3 separate regions of the Homo sapiens genome follow, and regions 1 and 3 are each linked to region 2. A link is a loop called in an ENCODE intact Hi-C map of the cell type or tissue named here. Cell type or tissue: B cell. All regions are shown on one strand. Each heading gives the region's core, and the rest is flanking DNA. Links, peaks and the distances in the headings are about the cores only. Region 1 has its middle 47 kb from the start of PCED1B. Region 2 holds the start of LOC105369747 (a long non-coding RNA gene). Region 3 overlaps PCED1B (PC-esterase domain containing 1B).

The links. A loop is a pair of places that touch in the nucleus more often than their neighbours do. Peaks named below come from ENCODE experiments on the same cell type or tissue, not always from the same donor. Only the 100,000 strongest peaks of a DNase experiment are listed, where the experiment ranks them.
Region 1: it touches region 2 in a loop (10-fold over the local background); 71 of 110 quality-filtered maps call a loop at or near these places.
Region 3: a loop joins it to region 2, with 3 times the contacts of the local background. A loop is called at or near these places in 7 of 110 quality-filtered maps.

What each region holds. Positions count from the first base shown.
Region 1 is chr12:47,028,935-47,036,888 of GRCh38, forward strand. No RefSeq gene overlaps it. Among named protein-coding and RNA genes, the nearest start is that of PCED1B, 47 kb to the right of the region's middle. In B cell, for the core only: CTCF peaks have their summits at 3,829 (motif pointing right) and 4,028; a DNase peak (open chromatin) is centred at 3,837.
Region 2 is chr12:47,303,939-47,311,892 of GRCh38, forward strand. It overlaps LOC105369747 (a long non-coding RNA gene), which reads right to left and starts at 3,461. Exons shown (of 2, transcript NR_135024.1): 1 at 3,381-3,461; 2 at 1,979-2,742. RefSeq lists an enhancer at 2,379-3,578. In B cell, for the core only: CTCF peaks have their summits at 4,079 and 4,281; DNase peaks (open chromatin) are centred at 3,093 and 4,003; H3K4me3 peaks cover 1,546 bases; H3K27ac peaks cover 1,459 bases.
Region 3 is chr12:47,189,212-47,197,165 of GRCh38, forward strand. All of the region lies in intron 2 of PCED1B (PC-esterase domain containing 1B), which reads left to right. Among named protein-coding and RNA genes, the nearest start is that of MIR4698, 5.4 kb to the left of the region's middle. In B cell, for the core only: no CTCF peak of the experiment used is centred there; DNase peaks (open chromatin) are centred at 3,054 and 4,800; H3K4me3 peaks cover 499 bases; H3K27ac peaks cover 774 bases.

The sequences.
Region 1 (7,954 bases), core at 1,701-6,700, 280 kb before region 2:
TATGACTTGAAGTATATGAGAGGATGTGTGTTGGTTATATGTAAATATTATGACATTTTATATGAAGGGCTTGAGCATTCATGGATACTGGCATCCATGAGGAGTCCTGGAACCAATTGCCATGAATAGCAAGGGACAATTGTGTGTTCGTATATATCTAGAAAGTAGAATTGTGAGGAAGTCCAGCTTTGTAGCTATGAACGCTGACAAGCAAGTTTGCCAAAACATAAGTGCCTGTGGTAGCTGGACTCCAGGTTCTCATGTCTAGTTTTCAGCTTCATGAGTGTGAGCAGCTGTGATGGCAATAGCAAGAGCGGCAATGGTGGTTAAACCTGAAACCCATAGTTCGATGGTAGTCCCATAACCTTTCAATGATTTTGTAAGTGTTTAATTGTCTACATTAAATTCCCTCCTAATTGAAAAATCTAAATAGATTTATATTTCATGCCCTGAATGCTAATATGACATCCAAACAGCAACTTGAAGAAGCCCAATTTATTGAAAAAAAAAACAACCTATAATTCAACATCTGTGACTAATCAAGATATGACTAACTCTGCCATACCTCCAGTATTCAAGGTCAGGAGACAGAGTCCAAAACTGGCATTAAGGGTTACTGCAGGTCTATTTATGCTTTTGATACTTCCATATACATCCTGTGGTTTGAAGTGTGTGAGGCAGAAACTGCATTGAATAGGGTATGGGAGAAATCTATGTTTATGGAAAGAATGACCTCTGAATTAATGAAGGACCATTATAGGAAACTGTGTTTTTTACGGTCATTGGTATTCTCCTCTTCTCCCTTCATCATCTTATCTGCTAGATCTTCCTTTTCCAGACCTCTAAATGTTGAAGTATTCCAGGGTCCATACCTTGGATATCTCTCTGCACCTATACTCACTCTTTCAGTAATTGAATCTGGTTATATGGCTGTAAATGACATCCTTATGATGACGACTATAAGTCCTCAAAGTCCGACACATTCTACTTCACCACATGGTTAGTTTCTTCATGGATGAAGTTGGGAAGAGGATTGTAGGAAAAATCATATTAACTTCAGAAATGGGGCAGATAGCTGGGCATGGTGGTTCACACCTGTAATCCCAATACTTTGGGAGTCTGAGGCAGGTGGATTTCTTGAGCTCAGGAGTTCAAGACCAGTCTGGGCAACATGGTGAAACCTGTCTCTACAAAACATATGAGAGTTAGCTGGGTGTGGTGGCACATGCCTGTAGTGTCAGCTGCTCAGGAAGCTGAGGTAGGAGGATCACCTGAGCCTGGGAGGTCAAGGCTGCGGTAAGCATGATTGTACCACTGCTGCACTCCAGCCTGGGTGACAGAGTGAGACCCTGTCTCTAACAACAAAAAAGAAAATAAAGAAAAAAAAATGAAGCTGATAGAATAGAATGTAGTCATCAGATTAGAGGTCAGATGAGAGAGAGTCCTGCTAGTTTTACCATTATGTACTTGCATAATACATATTCAGTTAGGTTAAAACACTGAACTGAATCAACGAGAGGACGAAGTAATAGTTTGGATCTATGTCTCTGCCCAAATCTCATGTCAAATTTTAATCCCCAATTGGAGGTGGGGCCTTGTAGGAGGTAACTGGATCATGGGGACAGTTTCTCATGAATGGTTTAGCACCCTCCCCGTTGGTGCCATTCTTGTGATAGAGTTCTCATGAGATCTGGTTGTTTAAAAGTGTGTGGCACCTCCCCACTCTCTCTATTCCTCCTGTTCCAGCCATGTAAGACGTGCCTGCTTCCCCTTCACCTTCTGCCATGATTGTAAGTTTCCCAAGGCCTCACCAGAAGCAGAAGCCTGTATAGCCTGCAGAACCATGAGCCAATTAAACCTCTTTTCTTTATAAATTACTCAGTCTCAAGTATTTCTTTATAGCAGTGAGAGAACGGACTAATACACAAAAGTTATGCATGTGCAAAACTGAAGTCAGTATTTTGCTTTCTGCTTACTGTCTCTTTCATAACATTCTTTAGTATGTACAAAATACTGGGTTCAGGAGTCCATTGTATTCTGGCTGGCGGCCCCATAACGTTGAATTATGGCATCTTACCTATCTGCCAATTTTCTATGCTTGATTTTCTCTACCTTTGACCATCATTATACTTATCAAAATTGTGTCTATTCCTTCAGAGAACTGTTTTTGTTTAAATATCCTGAAGGAAAGCAATCCTAAAACATAGTCACTCTAAAGAATGAAACATTCTTAATAGTTTGATGTATCATTTCTCTCAGAATTTATATTTTTTACAGGGAACACTGCTTTGTGCTTTGATTTTGTGTAGGCATCATAATTGTGGAAGGCCTCTAAGAACCAAAACTGTCTACCTGATAGTCTGAACAGTGAGAACTGAAAACACATCTACATCTATATTAGCAAGACTTCGCAATTCCTCTGACTTCACCAACATAACTTTATTTTTTCAGGAGTCTTCTGCCCAGGCATATGGCTTGAATGTTCACTACAGGAACTTCCCAAAAGACTCATCCTCTCTTCAGTGGAAAACGTCAACCAACAGCTTGCACGTAAGATTCTTTGAATCCCTCGCCTTAGCCATCAGTCTTGGACTATTGTATCCTGATCCTTACCCAATCCTGAACCCCATTTTTAAAGACCCACCTGAAATCACACTTTCATTTTCCAATAAGTTGGGGTTTCTTCCCCCCACTCGGAAACAATCCCAAAGTTTGTGAGGTGGTGCCCACCCTTACCAAGGTAAGTAATAAACTATGGTTTGTCTTGTCAGTGGGTTATGTTGGGGTCAGTGGTTAAGCTCTTTGGGGAACCAGCTTTTGACAGCTCCAAAATCTTGCATTCAGAAGTCTGTAACTATTGAAAGGAGAAGTCTGTACCTGTGAACCAAAAACATGTGAGACAGGTCTCAATCAATTTAGAAAGTTTATTTTGCCAAGGCTAAGGACACACTTGTGACACAACCTTGGGAGGTCCAGGTGACAGGTGCCCAAGGTGGTTGGGGTACAGCTTGGTTTTATAGATTTTAGGGAGACATGAGACATCAATCAATATGTGTAAGATGTACATTGGCTCAGTCTGGAAAGGCGGGATAACTTGTATAGGGGGCTTCCAGATCATACGTAGATAGGAGACAAATGGTTGCATTCTTTTGAGTCTTTGATCAGCCTTTCACTGAATACACAATCTGCATGTGAGACTCGGGTAGAGGAATAGTTACTTAAGCCTTAGTCTGGCTCAATGAATCTGTATTTTATAGGTGAAGGAGGTATATAGCTTTTAAAAATCTTTGTAGTTATCTTACTTAGAAATAAAATGGGAGGCAGGTTTGCCTGATGAAGTTTCCAGCTTGACTTTTCTTTTTGGCTTAGTGATTGGGGTCCTGAGATTTATTTTCCTTTCACAACCTTAAAATCATCAGACACTGCATAAATGTGAAGGCCTAGGCTGATTTTTTTTTGAACTGGATATTATGAAAGATACAAAGGTTGAGGCTATAAACTTCAAAGCTGCCAGGATAGACTAAAACTTCATAACCAATCCACAAGATGCCAGCATTCCATCAGTGCTCAAAAATCCAAGAACGCACATGGGTCATTACAGTGTTCATGTTATTTGAAAGGAAATGCAAATATGGTAACATTTCATTTGGAAAAAGAAAAAGAATATATATGAACTACCACAAGTTTTCCAATATCTGTCTTTAAACTCCTAAGAGCTAATATGTAACAAATTTAAAGAGAGAATATTTGGTGAGAGAAGGTGGGGGTTTTCCTATTCAGCTTAATGGTAATTTTTAGAATTTCCTATTCAAGAAGCCACTAGATGGCCCTAAAGCCCACCTTTATCAAAACACACACACAGAGAGCTGGCAAGACGAAGAAGAAAAAAATTTAGCCATTTGCTCATAAGTTAAAACTGAAAAAAGATAATTCATACAAAGACATAAGGTCTATCCTGTGTTTACTTAAGGTTTTAAGAAAATCAAGTTTTGCTACAAAACTTGGAGCATTTTTCTTTCTGGGAACATATAAGTACATATCATAATAACCAACTTCTCTACAACATGCATGATTTTTGATGGTGCTAATATACTAGTGGTTAGATTTTCCAAGATTGATCGAATTATTAGAGCTTCTAAGCAGAAATTACATAGTAAAGAAATCCAATACATAAGAAATAGTGAACTTGAGTGAGATTACAACTCAGCTGAGTTGTTTGATCAGCATAAGAAACAGTACTACACAGCCTCTTTCACAACCATGTGCTGACATAGTGCACAGAGTGTTCCTGGCTCCCGTGGCCTCCCGTATCCTACCCTGGCACTTCCATTCCTCACTGGTTCCTGCGTTTCTGTCTGCCGCTCTGCAGGGACAAGGACTGTGGCTCTCTTGTGCAAGGTTACCTCTCCATCACCTATTGTAACTGGTCATTGGAGCATTTCTGGCATGCCAGTGCCAACTATAGTGTGCTTAAAACATATCCACCAAAGTTTTACACCGTACTTAGAAGTGTTCCATGTTATTTGTATTTAGAGCTATAAATCAGTTGATTTATTCAAATCAGAAATACAAATGAGATAAAGGGACAAAGTTCCACAATTCTGCTGATTCAAAGTAAAAATAAGGTATTAGTCCAGGTAGAGTGGAAAGCACAAATTCATCAGCAGTAACAAGTGGAAGCCAGGCGTGTCCATGAGAACAGTGGAAGTCTCCTGGGAATTAGGAGACATCTTGGAGAAGACAGTGGGTTTTTCCACAGGGCATAAAATGGGTATTCAAGCCAATCTGATTAAAATCTTCAGAGGCAAAAGACCCTAGCAGACCCAAAGTTATTATATAAGCATTTTAAAATAGAAACTGCATAGAGAAGTGGCAGCTGAAATACAAATGACAAAAAGCCTTTGGGTAAATTGGCTCAGGAGCTTTGTGATGCTAAAGAAAATGGAATCAGCCACAGGCAACAGAGAAGGCAGATGGGGAAAGACACAGTCCTGAGGAATAACCTTTGCAAGCACATCTGCGACGTGACACAGCCACTGAACATTCCCTGAATACAGCCGATAAGATCAAGAGCGAGCATTTCTTAATCAGTCATTGCTCTAGAGTCTTCAACACAAATGCCTAGATTTTTCTGGTAAAAGAAAAGCTCATTCCATGAGTGAGCAGCAAGTTAATAAGGAGAGAAAAATTATCCTGCCCTTTTCTCTGTTTTGTTTTTCCTATCACTCCTTCTCCTATTAAGGTTAATTTTATGTTTGAGAAGAGCATGTGTTTTCATTATCAGGAAAAAAATGTCTGTTTTTAAAATGTATTAGCATATTTTATTTGTTTTTGTCATAATGCACCCAGAAATAAAAGAAACCACAAAAGTCCATGTGATGACTCATGAGTTTTTATTTCTCTTGGGTATACCTGGTTTCCTTACAGGAGCGTCACCCTTCTCCTGACTGAACCAGACACCTGGGGAAATCTTTCCATAGCACTGGTTTCTGATTTGCAAGTTCACTCATCACAATTTATCAAATGAAGTGGGTTCACTCATCTAACTTCTACTGAATGCCTAGTATATGCTGTAGATATAGAAATAAATAAGCCCAAAGTCCTACCTACAAAAAAGTCATGACTACTAAAAAAGAAATAAAACTGTGATTATAAGATACTGTGGTAAATGTTGCAATTAAGGTTCACATCGTGTAAAGCTTTGGGCTGCATGCTATATTTATTTCTCAGGAATCCATTCCAAGGCAAGAAAACCCAACCAATACTCAGCTAAACAAAAAGACATTTATTTGTCTCAGACAACACAAAAGCCAGGGAGGTAGGCAGTCCAGGGCTGGGAAAATAGCTCCCTAATGTATCAGGGACCCAGGCTCGTCTGTCTTTACCACTCCTTCACCACCATCCTTGGCTTGGAGGCATTTGTCTTCATATTTGCTGCCTTGTGGTTGTAAGGTGGCTGCTACATTTTGAAACATCACATCTGTTCATGTTCCAGGCAGGGAGAAGGGGGAAGAACAAAGGGCAAAATGAGTCATGTTAGCCCATTTTTTGCTTTTTTATCAGGAAAACAAAAAATTTCCCAGAGACCCCAGCACATAGACATTGTTTTATCTTATCCGTCAGAGCTGTGTCACAAAGCCACCCTGGCCAGAAGGTGGCTAGCGAAAAGCGGGCATGGGATAGGAATTAGGCTGGCGGACCCACAGCGTGAGACACTAATGTACCCCACATGCTCCTGTTGCTATCTTCTACCCATTTGAACAACTACTGTCCTCTCTATTCTGCATGCTGGCTAGGAGAGCCTAGGCAACAAACAGTCCACAGGTATGCCTATGGTTACTGCTATTTCAACAGAGTTCACTGGAGTAAGATGATGAGGGAGGAAGTTCATCTTTTTGAGGATTTACCCCCTGTTTACATTCAGTCTTTCCATGTTGAACTAGAAATTCAAAGAGGAGGCATCATGTCTCCTTAAATATATATATCTTTCCCCTCTTTGGAGATCAGGATCTGTTTTAGACTGTGGGGAATTCAGTAGCCCCAACTCTGTTTTCAGGTGAGGTAACTGAAACCTCCCTGCTTCAGCAGTGCGATTCCCACTACCTGTTTACAAGAGAACTGAATATCCCCTCCCCTAGGGATCCTCTGCTGGAACTCCGATTACCCCATAAGTTGCTGTTAAATCAGTGAATGGCATTCATTAGGCACATATCATGTGACAAGCAGTGTATCATATTCCTCTAATTCTTCAAAAACAACTTTATGAGAGAGGTACTAACGTCATCTATTTAACCATGAGGAAGTCAAAGCACACAGAAGTTAAGTCATTTGTCCAAGGTTACATGGCTAATATGCAGTGAGGCAGGGATTCAAACCCAGGCAGTTGGCTTCTTATGGAGAACTGGGCAAGGGATCTTAGTACTAAATCAGCTAACCTCATCTAGTGGAAATGTCATTCTCAGAGTTCTTCAGGCTGCAGACACCAGGCTTCTGTAACTAGCTCTAGGTCAGTTTGGAAAGGTGCATGGTAAACACCAATAATTTAGGAATATAAGGCAGCTTAAGATTTTAATTCATTCATTCTTCAATAAATATTTATTGAACCCCTGAAACGTGCTAGGTTTCACTCCATGGCCTGGGGATTCAACTATGGGCAAGAGAGCATGGTCCCTTACCTGAAAGTTTACTGTTTCTAGGGAAGACAAGGAATTAAGTAAAATTTGATGAGTAATATACTGAGAAAAATTCAAGGTACTATACAAGTGTATTATAGAAGACATTCGTATTTTGGGGGTGGAGGTGGGGAGTTTGTCGGGGAGTGCTTTTTTTTTTTTTTTTTTTTTTTTTTAGGCAGAGTCTCACTCTGTTACCCAGGCTGGAGTGCAGTGGTGCAATCTTGGCTCACTGCAGCCTCCATCTACTGGGTTCAAGCGATTCTCTTGCCTCAGCCTCTCAAGTAGCTGGGATTACAAGTGCGCACCACCATGCCTAGTTAATTTTTGTATTTTTAGTAGAGATGGGGTTTCACCATGTTGGCCAGGCTGGTCTCGAACTCCTGACCCCAAGTCATCTGCCCGCTTCAGCCTCCCAAACTGCTGGGATTACAGGCATAAGCCACCACGCCAGGCCATCAGGGAGTACTTCTAAGAGGAAGTAACATTTGAGTTCTCTGATATGTTGCAGTTAGCCAGACAAAGATCCTGACTGGAAAGATTCTGACTGGAAAGAAGAGGTATGGGTGTTTGTGTAGTTCTAGAGCGGGGAAAACCTAGTTTGTTGAAGAACTGGAATGAATTGCAAAACCCCCTGAAGTAAAAGATACCTGAAGAGGTGGGCAGAAGTGGAGTCATGAAGAGCTCTGTGACCTTCTAAGCCAACTTAAAGTCAAGTATTTTGTTTATGGATTTAATTTTTTTTACAGTTATAATCACAATGTCCCCAGTAAAGAAACCAT
Region 2 (7,954 bases), core at 1,896-6,895:
CCCTCATTATTCTGTCTCTTTCACCACAGTGCACCAAGGATTCATGGAGTGTGCCCCAGGTACAGACCAACAATAATAAAACATTCAGACTAATATTCAGGCTACTTTTTATTATCACTATGCAGCAGGAATTCTAAACAACATCAGTGATGGAATACTCTTCCCCAAGGAAAAAAACAAAAACAAATTTTCTATTGGTCTAAGTTCTAAACAGTTGCCACAGTCACTTTTGAGCTTTAAACATGAATATGCACATTTTAAATTAGCACATTTTATTGCTTAACCCTTAAGAAAAATGATGGCATTCTACTTGGAAGTTAATTCAGGGAACTTTAGCTATACAGCTGGCCCTGACACAAGTGGACATGACTATACATGTTTGTTTCAAAAGTAAATTTGTTATAGTTGAGAGTCATTCAAGTTTTGGGTACAGTTGGCAGGCTCAAGCCCCATGGTATGACATATCCCTATGTAAGGATCAACTGTAGGCAAATATAAATTGACAAATCTTGCTATGCTCTGAATTTAACATGAACACGCAAGAAGGAACAAGCCATTGATAGAGCCAATGACAAATTTGAAGAAGGCTTAAAAACAGAAACTACAGTATTATTCATGCCTGTGACAGAGCAATATATAGATATGTTTTTCTTTTTTAAAAAAATTAATGCTTTAAAAATTTAATCAATTTTTTCCTTTTTGATCTCTTATTTATTTATTAATTATTATTATTATTTTTTGACACGGAGTTTTGCTCTTGTTGCCCAGGCTGGAGTGCAATGGCACAATCTCGGCTCACTGCAACCTCTGTCTCCTGGGTTCAAGCCATTCTCCTGCTTCAGCCTCCCAAGTAGCTGAGATTACAGGTGCCTGCCACCAGGCCCAGCTAATTTTTTTTTGTATTTTTAGTAGAGACAGGATTTCACTATGCTGGCCAGGCTGGTCTCAAACTCCTGACCTCAGGTGATCCACCCATCTCAGCCTCCCAAAGTGCTGGGATTACAGGCATGAGGAACCGCACCTGGCCTTTATTTATTTATTCTTTTTTTATTATTAATTTTTTTACTGGCATGATAATAAATATGAAGTCCAACAAAACAAAATTTTCACTGTCTGCTTTTCTTTTCTGGCCATTATTAATATGTGCTCTGTATTACCGAAACGGGAAAGGTTCCCTCGTCCCCCTCACAGGGTGTGTGACGGGGGAGTGCCTCGCTTCTTCAATGCCCCGCTGCTCAAACCTCTAAGGGAGAATGGAGATGGGAAGGCTATATAGAGCTCCGACCCCAGGGCAGTGTCTAGGAGTGATTGTTTACAGCTTCTGAAGCCCCAGCGGGCATGTGTTATAGGGTGCTCTTTTAGTTTCCCGTCTATAGGTGACTTGTGTTCATCAGCTCAATTCGACCCCCTTCGTTATCACAAGGACAGAGGGATTTCTGTATCCCGGGGTTTCTGTATCCCGGGGTTTCTTGCCTTGGTGCACCAGAAGAATTGGATCACACGTGGACTTGGAGAATGAGAGCAAGGTTTTATTGAGTGGAAGTGGCTCTCAGCAAATGGGGGATCCAGAAGGGAGACGGTTCTCCCCCGGAGTTGGGCCGCTCATCAACGAGGCTCTCCTCCAACTGCCCCAGCCAAACTCCGTATTGTTCTGCGGATCGGGGTGCCTGCTGGATTGCCTGTGCCAGTGCATTCCACTTGACACCCAGCCGCCTGTGTGTGCCTCCGCCCATGTGCTCCTGTGGACGTCTAGCCACTTCTGTGTCTGCCTGCTAGGTCTGGGAGGTTTCTATAGGCACAGGATGGGGGCATGGCAGGCCAGGGTAGTTTTGGGAAATGCAACATTTGAGCACCAAGACAGGAGTACCGTCCTCACCTAGGTCCTTGGGGGTAGAGGCCCAGCCAGGGACCACCCTCTTCCCTTCCCAGCACTCCGGTATCATTACTTATCTGTGTAATAATAGTGCTACAAACTTACTAGCCTGAAGGAATACACATTTATTATTTCTGTTTCTGTGGGTCAGGAGGACTTCCAGTTCCAAAATGGCAGCATAGAAGCATGCTGACTTCACTCCCTCCACAATAAACCAAAACCAAATGTACAATGTCAAGATTATCACCAGAAATATTCCAGAACTCATATATGAAAAAGAGTTCCCAGGGCCACAAAGAAGTGAAAAACTCTAAGCAGATGGTAAGAGAATTGGACTTCTGAGAGGTGACAATGTGCTAGCAGCCCTTGCTAGCTCTCGGGGCCTCCTCGGCCTCGGCGTCCGCTCTGGCCGTGCTTGAAGAGCCCTTCAGCCCACCACTGCGCTGTGGGGTCCCCTTTCTGGGGCTGGCGGAGGCTGGAGCCGGCTCCCTCTGCTCCAGGGAGGTGTGGAGGGAGAGGCGCAGACGAGAGCTGGGGCTGCGCGGTGCTTGCAGTCCGGCATGGGTTCTGGGTGGGCACGGGCTCGGAGGGCCCCGCACTCCGGGCAGCAGGCTGGTGCCTGCTGGGCTTGATCAGAGGCTGGGTCCCCTGCTTGGATCGCCATTCCCTCTTCACCGAGTTGTTGGCAACGATGGCGGGTCTCTGTCTCTTTCTGGCTTCCCCTTTTCCTCTTGGTTGTCTGGGACGAGCTCCTTCTGGGTTGCCGGAGTGTCCAGGATAGGTGCCGCAAAGTCAAGCCAGTGCCAGTGAAAGGTGAAGCCTGCTGGGCTTCTGGGATGGGTGGGGACTTGGAGAACTTTTGTGTCTAGCTAAAGGATTGTAAATGCACCAATCAGCACTCTGTGTCTAGCTAAAGGTTTATAAACACACCAATCAGTGCTCTGTGTCTAGCTAATTGGGTGGGGACTTGGAGAACTTTTGTGTCTAGCTAAAGGACTGTAAACGCACCAATCAGCACAATCAGCACTCTGTGTCTAGCTAAAGGTTTGTAAACGCACCAATCAGCACTCTGTCAAAATGGACCAATCAGCTCTCTGTAAAATGGAACAACCAGCAGGATGTGGGTGGGGCCATACAAGGGAATAAAAGCAGGTCACCCAAGCCAGCAGCCACAACGCGGGTACCGTTGCACGCTGTGGAGGGTTTAGCTCTTTGCAATAAATCTTGCTGCTGCTCACTCTTTGGGTTGGCACTGCCTTTATGAACTGTAACACTAACCACGAAGGTCTGCAGCTTCACTCCTGAAGCCAGCGAGACCACGAACTCACCAGGAGGGACGAACAATTCCAGATGGGAGGAACAAACAACTCCGGACACGCCACCTTTATGAACTGTAACACTCACCGCGAAGGTCTGCAGCTTCACTCCTGAGGCCAGCAAGACCATGAACCCACCGGGAGGAAGGAATAACTCCAGACGCATCGCCTTTAAGAGCTGTAACACTCACCACAAAGGGATGCAGCTTCACTCCTGATGTCAGCCACGAACCCACCAGAAGGAAGAAACTCCGGACCCATCTGAACATCTGAAGGAACAAACTCCGGACACACCATCTTTAAGAACTGCAACACTCACTGCGAGGATCCGCGGCTTCATTCTTGAAGTAAGCGAGTCCAAGAACCCACCAATTCTGGACACACTTCCACATTTGTGACGTCTCTCCCCTCATTCTGACTGGTATCAAGCACAAGAAATAATTTCCCCCAACTCAGTTTCTCACTGGAAAAAATGAGGTTGAGGTGGATAACCAACTTCATCATCCTGGGTTCCATGGCAAGAGACCCATCCCTACCTTAGAGCCACAGGAAGCACTGTGAGTGCCTGAAAAGAGAAATATCCCTGAGAACAGTCAGAACCGGTGGGGAGGGAAGACTACCATCCCCTGCCCTGGGAACTGCTTTGTAAATCAGCCAAACAAGACACCAAATCAGAGTGACTGTTCAGCAGCACCATACTGCAGAAGGTTTGTTCCACAGGTCTCCTGGGGACGAACTTCTAGCCAACCTTCCTACACTGCCAGGATATCCCCTTAGGGACCTCTGCCACTCAGAAAGGGCATGCTCTGATCATTTACTAGAGCTGAGGTGAACCTGGCGTAAAGACGCCACCTAGAGCTGAAAAGAAGACAGTCCATAGCAATAAAGAACCTTTAAGCAATTGTAGCCAATAAAAATCAAAACAAGCCAGACAGAGAAGACTGGAATAAATAATTAATCCTTCAATGTAAAGACATAGACATACATCCACAAGAAACAACAGCAAACAGGAAACCAAGGTCTCCCCAAATGGACAAAACAAGAAACCAGTGACTGACCCTAAACGGCAGTTTTAAGGAAACTCAGTGATCGCCAAGATAACACGGAAAACAAATTTCAGAAATTTATCAGAGCAATTTAACAAAGAAATCTAAATAATTTAGAAAAACAAAAATTTTGGAACTTAGAAAAATATTTGGTGAACTGAAAAATTCATTAGAGGCTCTCAATAGCAGAGAAGACAGGCTATTTGAAAACATATAGTAAGAGGAGAAAAAAGAAAAAAAAGAATGAAAAGGAATGATGATTGCCTATAAAATTAACTCAAAAGACCACATCTAAAAATTATTGGTGTTTAAGAGAAAGTCGAGCAAGGGGAAGGGGTAGAAAGTTTAATCAAAGAAATAATAACATAAAACTTTCCAAACTTGAGAAAAATATAAATATCCAGGTACTGGAAGGTCAGAGAACACAAAATAAGATTTGACTCAAATAAGACTGCTCCAAGGCATATAATAAACTCCCAAAGGTGAAGGACAAAGAGGATCCTAAAGGCAGCAAGAGAAAAGCAAGTAACATATAAAGGATTTCCAATTCATCTGGCAATAAACTTCTCAATGGAAACCATACAGGCCAGGAGGGAGTAGGATAACATTTTCAAAGAAGTACTGAAAGAAAAAAACTACCATTCAAGAATAGTGTCCAGCAAGGGTATTCTTCACCTGTGAAGGAGAGATAAAGTCGTTCCCAGATAAGCAAAAGGGAAGAGAATTCACCACCACCAGACCTGTCATACAAAAAATGCTAAAGGGAGTTCTTCAATCAATCTAAAAGCAAAATGTGCAATAAAAAGAGAAAAAAGAAAAGAAAAAAGAAAGAAAAACTAAAGAAAGAAAAAAAGAAGAAATAAAATATTTGAAGGTGTAAAACCCACTGGTAAAATTAAGTAAGTAGACAAACCCAGAATACTCTTACACTGTAATTGTGGAGTGCAATCCACTCATAACTCTAGTATGAAGCCCAAAAGATGCATCTACCAAAACAATAATAGCTACATTAACCTGTTAAAATATAGGCAATATAAACAGAGGCAAATTAAGACAAAAGTCAAAATGTGAGAGTAAGGAAGTTGTAGATTTTTTTTTTTTTGCTTTTGCTTTGTGTGTTTCCATTCTTTTCTTTGTGGTCTAAGATAAGTTGTTATCTCCTTAAAATAATTTGTTTTATCTATAAAATGTTTTTCATAAGCCTCATGGTAACCCCAATGCAAAAACCTATAATAGATTCACTAAAAGTTAAAAGCAACAAATTAAAACTTACTACCAGAGAAAGTCACTTAACCACAAAGAGAGACAGTAAAAAAGCAAGAAGGAAGGGAGGAATTACAAAATAATCAGAAAACAACAAAATAGCAGCAGTGAGTCCTTATCAATAACACTGAATGTAAATTCACTGAATTCTCCAATTAAAAGGCATAGAGTGGATGAATGAATAAAGAAACGAGACTCAACTATATAATGCCTACAGGAAACCCATTCCACCTAAAAAGACATACAGACTGGCTGGGCATGCTGGCTCAGGCCTGTAATCCCAGCACTTTGGGAGGCCGAGATGGGTAGATCCCTTGAGGTCAGGAGTTCGAGACCAGCCTGGCCAACACGGTGAAGCCCTGTCTCTACTAAAAAAATACAAAATTAGCTGGGTGTGGTGGCAGGAGCCTGCAATCCCAGCTACTAGGGAGGCTGAGGCAGGAGAATCGCTTGAACCTGGGGGGTGGAGGTTGCAGTGAGTCAAGATCATGCCACTGTACTCCAGCCCGGACAACAGTGCAAGACCCTGTCTCAAAACAAAAACAAAAACATACAGACTGAAAGTGAAGGGGTGAAAAGATATTTCATACCACTGGAAGCCAAAACAAAGCAGGAGTAGCCGTACTTAGATAAAATAGACTACAAATCAAAGACTGCAAAAAGAGACAAAGAAGGTCACTAAATAATAATAAAGGGGTGAATTCAGCAAGAAAATATAACAATTATAAATATCTATGCACGCAACACTAGGGCCCCTAAGTATATAAAGCAAACATTAATAGAGCTAAAGGAAAAGATGGATTGAAATACACTAATAGCAAGGGACTTTAACACTCTACTCTCAGGAAACCGACAGATTATCCTGACAGAAAATTAACAAAGAAACTTTGGAGTTGAACTACACAGCACAGTAGACCGGATAGGTATGACAATTACAGAACATTTCACTCAAATCCTGCAGAATACACATTCTTTTCATTAGTATATGGAACATTCTCCTGAATAGATTATATCTTAGGCCACAAAAAAGGTCTGAATACATTCAAAAAAGTAGAAATTACATCATGTATCAAATGGTTTTTTCTGACCACAGTGGAATAAACCTAGAGATCAATAACAAGAGGAACCTCTAAATCTTCCCAAACACATGGAAATTAAACAACATGCTCCTGAACCACCAATGGGTCAATGAAGAAATTAAGAAGAAAATTTTAAAATTTCTTGAAAAGAATAAAAATGGAAATACAATATACCAAAATCTATGGGATACAGCAAAAGCAGTAGTAAGAGGGAAATTTATAGCAATAAATGCCTATATCAAAAAGCAGAAAGAAATATAAAATTAAATATAAATAATTTTTATTCAAAAAAGTAGAAATACTTCAAATAAACATAAAGGAATTAGGAAAGCAAAAACAAAACAGACCCAAAATACACAGAAGGAAAGTAAAAAAGATCAGAGCAGAAATAAATGAACTTGAGACTAAAAAATACAGAATATCAAAGAAATAAAAAGTTGGTTTTTGGAAAAGATAAACAAAATCACAGTTTTAGTGGGTCAGGAATCAGGGCATGGCTTGACTGTGTCCTCCACTTCAGGGTCTCACAAGGATGCAATCAAGGTGTCAGCTGAGGTTAGACTGAGCAAGGATCCACTTCCAAGCTCAGGTAGTAGTTAACAAGATTCAGTAACTCATGGGATATTGGACTGAGGGCCTCAGTCTCTTGCTGGATATTGGTCTTGGACTGCCCTCTGCTCCTTGCCATGGGGCTTTCTCAACATGACCTTTGCTTTCTTAAAGTAAGCAAGAGGCCATGTGTGGTGGCTCATGCCTGTAATTCCAAAACTTTGGGAGGACAAAGTGAGAGGATCACTTGAGCCCAGGAGTTTGATACCAGCCTAAGTAACATAATGAGACTCTACAAAAAATAGAAAAAAATAGCCAGGGGCACACACCTGTGGTCCCAGCTACTTGGGAGGCTGAGGTGGAAGAATTGCTTGGGCCCAAGGGGTCAAGACTACAGTGAGCTGTGATCATGCCACTGCACTCCAGCCTGGACAAGAGATCAAGACCATCTCCCTCCCACTACCCAGAAAAGCTAGCAAGAGTGAGCATCTCCAAGCAAGATGGGGTACAATTTTATGTTGCACAATCGTATCCCATCAGCTTTGCCATATTCTACTGGTTAGAAGCAATTAACAAGTCTCACCCACACTCAAGGGGAGGGGATTTACACAAGACATGAATAGCATAAGGTGGGTGTATTAGTCTGTTCTTACACGGCTGTAAAGGATTGCCTAAGACTGGGAAATTTGTAAAGAAAAGATGTTTAATTGGCTCACAGTGCCACGGGCTGTACAAGAAGCAAGGCTGAAGAAGCTTCAGGAAACTTTCAATCATGGCAGAAGGTGAAGGGGAAACTGGCAAGTCTTACATGACAGGAGCAGGACAAAG
Region 3 (7,954 bases), core at 2,019-7,018, 110 kb before region 2:
CATTGTGTTTTTAGATTGTTCAAGACAGGGCCGCCATTACCCCATTGGATGCCTTTGTGCAAAGTGGAAAAATGTGTCCTTTTCTCTGAGGAGATGCAGCCCTACACTAGGGTGCATGGCTTGGTTAGCAGAAGGCAGACTGATTTCAAAATCCAGTCTATTGTGCATTCTTGTGCCGTGAATGGAGAGGTGCAGCCCTGTTTAGAGAAGAGCCTGTAATCTTGCTTAAATAAGTCACTACAGCAACTATTATCTCACAGTGAAAATGTTCCTCTTTAAAGGCCGCTAAATAAATGAATGACCTTGGACATACATTTATTTCCTCACTTTTCAGTAGTTTACAAGATCCCTGAACACCATTCAAGGCTTATATTAGTGGCTTTCTGCTACCGCTAACATCAAATCCAAAACACCATGGACTTACTTGCAAGGTCTTATTTGCACTTTCAGCATAGCACCATGGACTTATTAGCACACTTTAGTGTTATATTACCATCTCACACTTGTCTTCATTTCAGCAAACAATTAATAAACATGGACTAGGAGCCAAACTCTTGAAGCACAACTTTCGTTTATCACCAGCTTCGCATTTTCACCTCATCTAACCCTACTAACAAAATGCATATCCTTGAAACTTCCAAACAGAAGACTCTGGGGATGTTTGGCAAAACCTCAGCATAACTTCTGCTGCTCCAGGCTTGGGATCCACAGAAGAGCTGCCTCTTGGGTCAGCTCTTCCAGCCCTGCTCGGCTCCTCCCTTGGCCACTCCCAGTCCCACAGACCCTCCTCTATGCACTGTGCTCAGACACCTGCTTGAAGTGCAGAAACTACTTCAGTATCACTTGAGGGAATCTCTAGGTATAAATTCTACACAGAAGAAAAATGTTAATACTCTATTTGCATAGTGTTTTGTTATTTAGGAAATGCTTTCACATGCATTAGTTCGTGTAATCCTGAGTTGGAATAATCAGCCAAAAAGCAAAAATGCATACAATTCAGTTGTCTCTCAGTCTATCCCACCCCGTTCTTCCCATGGTGCTGGTTGGTTCATAAATGGGAGCAAGTGAAAGCCTGCCCCATTGTGGCCCCAGTTCTGGGCTTCAGTTTCCAAAATAGATACAGACCTCACCCAAGTTCCATCTGTTCTAACCCACTTCCTCCTTGTCCTGGTCTCCAACCTTTGGCACCCATGCATTCACTTTGGTCGCCTCTTCCAGGTCTTTCTTCCTCCAGCTCCCTGCAGGTTAAGGATGAAGTGGTTTCTCTCAATTCCCTTTGTACGAGAAACACAGGGTTCTTTATGCCTACACCAGTTTCAGTGGGAAACCCTCTTTATAGCAGCTATGCAAATCCTGCATCTGGGATACCTGTGACTCATTTACACAGAATCTTGATCCTTTCAAACAACAATAGTAACACTAACTCATGCTTACTGGTTTCTGCGTGGCAGGCATGGCACTCTGTGCTCTCTGCATGTTATCTCATACTGTTGCAGATTTAGGTTGAGTACCTGATGCCAGTAAGCCAAACACTGACACATCAGTGCTTAGGAGCACAGAAAGGTTATTCAAATTGGCTACAGCATGAGGGTGCGAGAGGCACCTCTCAAACCCCACCTGTCTTTGAACATAACTGGGGGGCTTTTACGAGTAAGGTAGATATGTGGGAGGTGAGATTCTCTGATGATGAAAGCTGCTTGTGTCCCTCAGCCAATCGAACTTCTGGATGCCATCAAGGAGGTCTCCATGACCTAAGGATCATTGTTCTTTAAAAGAAAAACCAGTTCATTAATCTTGCAGACAGCCCCTGGGGGTCAGGATATGAAGTTAATCACTTATTAATGACTACCCTCTAACGAAATGACTATGTGCAAGCAAACATGCATGGAGGAAGACAAGGACAAAGAAAGAGGAAGAAGTAAAATGAACATCTTACGATTTTTATAATATAGGCTTGGTGACATCACCTTCCCAACAGACACACAGGGCTACTATGAGTATGCCCATTTACAAATGAGGTTGAATTGAAGCAGTTTTTACAAAGGGACACCACTGACCCTAAAGCCCTGAGCTGTCTGTTTCCAGACTTTTTTCACTCCTTTATCTTCTGCCAGCTTTACGACTCCATACATTTAATTCCTCAGAGACCACTATTTTTGTTTAAAATCTCTAAGTTTCTTCCTAATTCTATACCCCAGTGTCAGCATTCAGCAGTTCTATAAGATCTCAAAAGATTATTTCTCCCAAATCCTCACCTTGACCCTCCCCAGGCAAACGTTCACATGTTCACAACCCAATGCATTCACTTTACTCTCATCCTAGGCAAATTGGGGGAAGTCATGTTTCCATTGCAATCCGGAAGAAGAAATACCGCAGGCCTGCCTCTCTCCACCCAGGACTTGGGCATAGTCATCATCCAGCCTTTGCCCTAAAGCAGAGGTTTTCAGCCCAGGTTGCAAAATAGATTGCCCTGGGAACCTTCATAAAGCTGGACACCTGGGCTGCTCACCCTGAGGAATTGAGGCAGAATCGCTGAGGGTGCGGCCTGGACACAAAAGTTTTGGGGTTTTTTTGGTTTTTTTGTTTTGTTGTGTTGTGCTTTTTTTTTTAAGGACCTGGTGATTCTGATGAGAACCACTTGCCTGCCTTTCTCTTTGCCAATCTGAGTCCATTACCATTTTCTTGAGCTAACTCAGACATCATTTTCTTTAGATACTCTATAGGAGCACCTAACATGGCGCTTGCCACAGAAATGATTGACTGTTTTCTCTCTGTACATCCTCATTAACTCCAACTCAATAGAACACCAATTTAATTTGCCTCCTTTGTATAAATGTATTCAATCCACCCCGTATCACTGTAGAATATCTATACATTGTTCTAGAATTACTGTTTTCTTATTTTATGTGGATCTGGCTTGCTTTAACTATTTCAAAAATGGAGGCTACGCTTTTTTTTTTTGTTTTTTTTTTTTTGCCTCTTTCCATAGTGCCAGCAAAGAGCTTCTAAATCACGACAAACAGTAAATGCATGTTGATTATAAGTAAAACCTATTTTTGCTTTCACTTTCCTTTGATATGAAAGTCAATTAAATAGGCTGCAGAGAACAGGGAGTTTAGAAGGCTGAAATAAGAAAAATATGTAGCCTGGAAAAAAAATGGAGATGACCAGTAAGCAAAGTGAAATTGTATATACTGCAGACTGATCGGCTCTATCCAAATGGGTGCTCCTTTTGGATATGAGCTCATTCAAATGGTAAATGATTTCATTCAAAACTTTCCTTTGGGAAAAGTCACTTGGAGAGTCCACTTTACATAAAAGAATCCAATTTAATCTTCAGTGGAAAAAGTGGAATTGGACGAGGGCAGAGCTCTCCTTTCATTTTAGAGAATAAAAGTGGCAGCCTGGATCCTGGTCCAGTCTCTGGTACTAACTAGCTGTGACTTTGATACATCATTGAGTCCATCAGAGCTGACTGACTCCCAGGGCTCTCCATAGCAATAATGGTAATAAAAATAGCAAACATTCATGGAGTTCTTGCTGTGTAACAGGCACTGTGCTGAGGATTTTTCATGCATTATTTCATTTAACCATCATTCCTTGAGACAAGTACTATCATTAACCCCAACTGAGGAAACTAAGGCTCGGAGAGATTAATTTGTCTAAGATCACAAAGAAAATGTATTTTGGTGAAACTATTCATTCAAGCCTAGCTCCAATGTCCATTCTTCTTTCCTCACGTCTACATGAGACCTTCCTTATCCCCATATTTGCAAGCAGAGTACATTATTCTGGGCTTACTGAATGCTTTATGCACACAGATATTTTAGCGCTTCTCCCATTGTATTTTGCTAATTGTTTTTGCATGTCTCTCCTAGCTGACTGCAAAAAATGAATTCAAGAGCTGTATTCTATTTGTCTTATTACTCTCATCACTTACTGTAGGGCTTAACAATTAATAGACTCTCATATGTACCAAAATATGAACTCTCAAATTTGTTGTATCCTCAGAGAGGTTGAGTAACTGACTCAGGTTCACACAGGAAGTACAAAGTGAGACCGGATTTTGCATTCCGGCATCTGACCGTCCCCACTTCCTATGAGCATCACTGTCCACTCAGAGTTGTTCAAGCCAATGCAGAAACCAGGGAACCATTCTTTATAATAATTCCCTGCTCACAATTCCTGAATTCCTGCCCCCTTCCCCCTTTCCACTCCAGTCATTGTTTCAGCCCATCACCTTCTCCCCAACCCTCAATCACCATGGTAATTCAGATTACTGCCTTCACTCGCCTGGATTACAATAGTTAGGGTGTAGGATTTTGGCTGACCCCCAAAACAAAAGATTAAAAATTATGGATGACTTTTATAAACTACAAGCAAGTCTTACAATTTCCCTCAGAGACAAAGATATACTTCTGCCCACTCAGCCCTGAGTAGCTTCAATCATGGTTCTCTAGTAAGTTAGAATTATATTTTCTCCCCGTGACATAAATTTCAGTATAAGGATCAGCAACATTGCTCCAGTCCTATAAATCATATGAGGCAACCAAATAGTCTCCAAGATTCTAGCTCATTTGCTGTTCATCTGTTTTAAGATTGCATTTCACCAGTTTATTTCAGGGTGTCTGCCATTTTGGCCCCAGTTTTGATAACTGCAGATTGTTGTTATTTTAAAGCCATTTCATTGCTCAGTCTTGCTGGGGCTGGGGCCCTGCCTTGCTCTTGCCCTCACTAAGCTGCATTCTGGTTTCCTGCCTACCTCCCTTGGCTTTGAATAAATACCACATGCTCTTGCTGTGCTTTTGCTGTGCTCTGCCACCTGCAGGGCCCTTGGTCATACTGTGTTGAGACCTCCTTGCAGGAGTGGCCGCTTGCCCTTTGCAGCCAGCATTTTTCAGATAACTTCCCTCCATGCTCCTGAAACACATCTGTCTCCCCACTGCCTGCCTCCTCTCAGGAATAGGTCTTTTTTTATTTTGAGATGGAGTCTCACTCTGTCGCCCAGGCTGGAGTGCAGTGGCACGATCTCAGCTCACTGCAACCTCCACCTGCTGGGTTCAAGTGATTCTCCTGCCTCAGCCTCCTGAATAGCTGGGATTACAGGCGCGCAGCACCACGCCCAGCTAATTTTTGTATTTTTAATAGAGATGGGCTTTCACCATGTTGGTCAGGCTGGTCTCGAACTCCTGACCTCGTGATCCACCTGCCTAGGCCTTCCAAAGTGCTGGGATTACAGGCGTGAGCCACCGCACCTTGCTGGGATGGGTCTCTTTACAGGTACTGGAACTAATTTAGAACCACAAATGTCCCTTTGATAGCTACTTATTGCAAACACAAGAGAAATTTCCTTAGTGTAAAGAAAATCAATCATTTTTGGCAAACTACTTAGACTTTCAACAGTGAAGCTTCTTAGAATATTGAGGTCTCCTGCTCTTCTGGGAACTGTGGGACAAAGTACTCCAGTTAATATCCTCAGATGACCTGCCAACAAGAAAGGTCATACCGGTCGGAGTTCCATGTGCTATTTAAAGAACAGACCTTAGATGGCAGAAGCAGCAATATGTGGCCAGGGTTTTAATGAGGAAGAGAAAGGTGCCGTGTGGCTAAATTCGAGAGTAAATGGCATTGTTGTGTTCAGAAACAGCACTGGCCACTTATCCTGTTTCATAATTCCTCTTCTTTAAAGTTATTATCTTCATTTTGAGTATTGTGAATTATTTATTAGTATTATATATTTAACTTGTTAAATGAAGAAATGTGTTCTTGTATGAGAGGGGGGAAGAAAAGCCTGTTTTAGTCTTTTGGAATTCATCTTTAGAAATATTTCTAAAAGTAGGCCGGGCGCGGTGGCTCACGCCTATAATCCCAGCATTTGGGAGGCGGAGGCGGGTGGATCATGAGGTCAGGAGTTCGAGACCAGCCTGACCAACAAGGCGAAATTCCGTCTCTTCTAAAAATACAAAAATCAGCCGAGCATGGTGGTACACACCTGTAGTCCCAGCTACTCGGGAAGCTGAGACAGGAGAATCACTTAAACCCAAAAGGCGGAGGTTGCAGTGAGCCGAGATCATGCCACTGCACTCCAGCCTGGGCGATGGAGCGAGTCTCTGTCTCAAAAAAAAAAAAAGAAAAAAAGAAATATTTCTGAAGGTGACAGCTAATGTCTCGAGGGAGAAAATGAGGATCATGAGAAAATGAAACAATTTTTCTCCATATTAATTATGTGTACAATCCAAACCTATCTGATAGCTGGTGACTACAAATTTATTCATTTTCCCTCTACCCACCCTCCTTCCTCTGATTATCTTTCTAAATTCACTTAGAGGCAGCAACTACCCAAAAAAAAACCCCACCATAGTAGAGTAGAGGAGGGATGGGTGTTGTATTAAGGAAGGTATAGCCCCTGTAAGTAACATGCTACAGTAAGGGCCAGAAACAAGAAGGTTGCTCACAGCAGCCCCAGTAGAGTTTAATATCAGATATTGAAGTGAGTCAGGAAGATCTAAGAAAATCATACCTGAGTCTACCAGAGTTGTCTGTTCCCACTTTTTTCATTCTTCATTTCCTCACCCTCTATTCACATTTTATGTATAGTTAAATATTCATTATTCATTTTATTATGCCCATGCAGATAGCAGTCAGAACTTAATGTTATAATATACGGGCTATGGTTATGTTTTATTAACCATTTGCTTTTTTCTTGAACTTAATAATTACATTTTTTAAAAACTGCTTAGTTTTCTGGTCTCTATTACAATTCTTCCCACACCTTCCAATATTCTATTAGCCCAATTTTCCAAAGATTAGTCAAACTAGGTGATGCATTAATTTCAGTTCCAAAATAAATGAATTCTTTTAACTTTGCAAAGACTATTACATATAACACTATGTTACAAAATTTGAATATATTGACATTTTTAAAGTAGAGTGTTTATGTGTGTAACTTTTTAAAAATATGTAACCATAAAAAAGTAGGTAAATAATATCAACTTCAACTTAATAGTGCTTTGCTAGGAGGCAGTAGAACTTAGTAGCTAAGTGTCTGGCATTAGAGCAACTAGCTTCAAATCCTGGCTCTGCCACTTACTAGATGTGCCTACCAGAAACAAGATACTCAACCTATTTGTGCCTCAGTTTTCTGATCCATAAAATGGAGATAATAGTACCTAACTCAAGGATTGTTCAAGCTTAACTTAAGTAATACATATAAATCACTATATGTTGCCTGACATACAGTAAATGCTCAGTAAGTTTTAGGTATTATTTAGCACAGTAGCAAAGGAAGAAACAATTTAAAAACACTGAAAAACTTCATCTAAAGTTTATATATGGGCTGGGCACCGTGGCTCACGCCTGTAATCCCAGCACTTTGGGAGGCCGAGGCAGGCAGATCACCTGAGGCCAGGAGTTCGAGACCAGCCTGGCCAACACGGTAAAACCCCGTCTCTACTAAAATTGCAAAAATTATCTGGGCGTGGTGGCGGGCGCCTGTAATCCCAGCTACTCAGGAGTTTGAGGTAGAATTGCTTGAACCCAGGAGACGGAGGTTGCAGTGAGCCAAGATCGTGCCACTGCACTCCAGCCTGGGCAAAAGAGCAAGACTCCATCTTAAAAATTAAAAAATATATAAAAAATAAACTTTATATATGAAAAAATATGAACATAAAATTAACAGAAAAATAATAAGCTGAAATGAAAACATTTGCAGCATGGATGGCAGGCCAAAGTGTTAATACACTTAATATGTAATAATCCTTAGATAAAATAGAAAAGTAGGCAAAGTACACAAATTGGCAGTTTATTTAAAAAAAAAAACAGATGATAGACCAGCCTGACCAACATGGTGAAACCCCATCTCTACTAAAAATATAAAAATTAGCCAGACATGGTGGCGGGCACCTGTAATCCCAGCTACTCAGGAGGTTGAGGCAGGAGAATCACTTGAACTTGG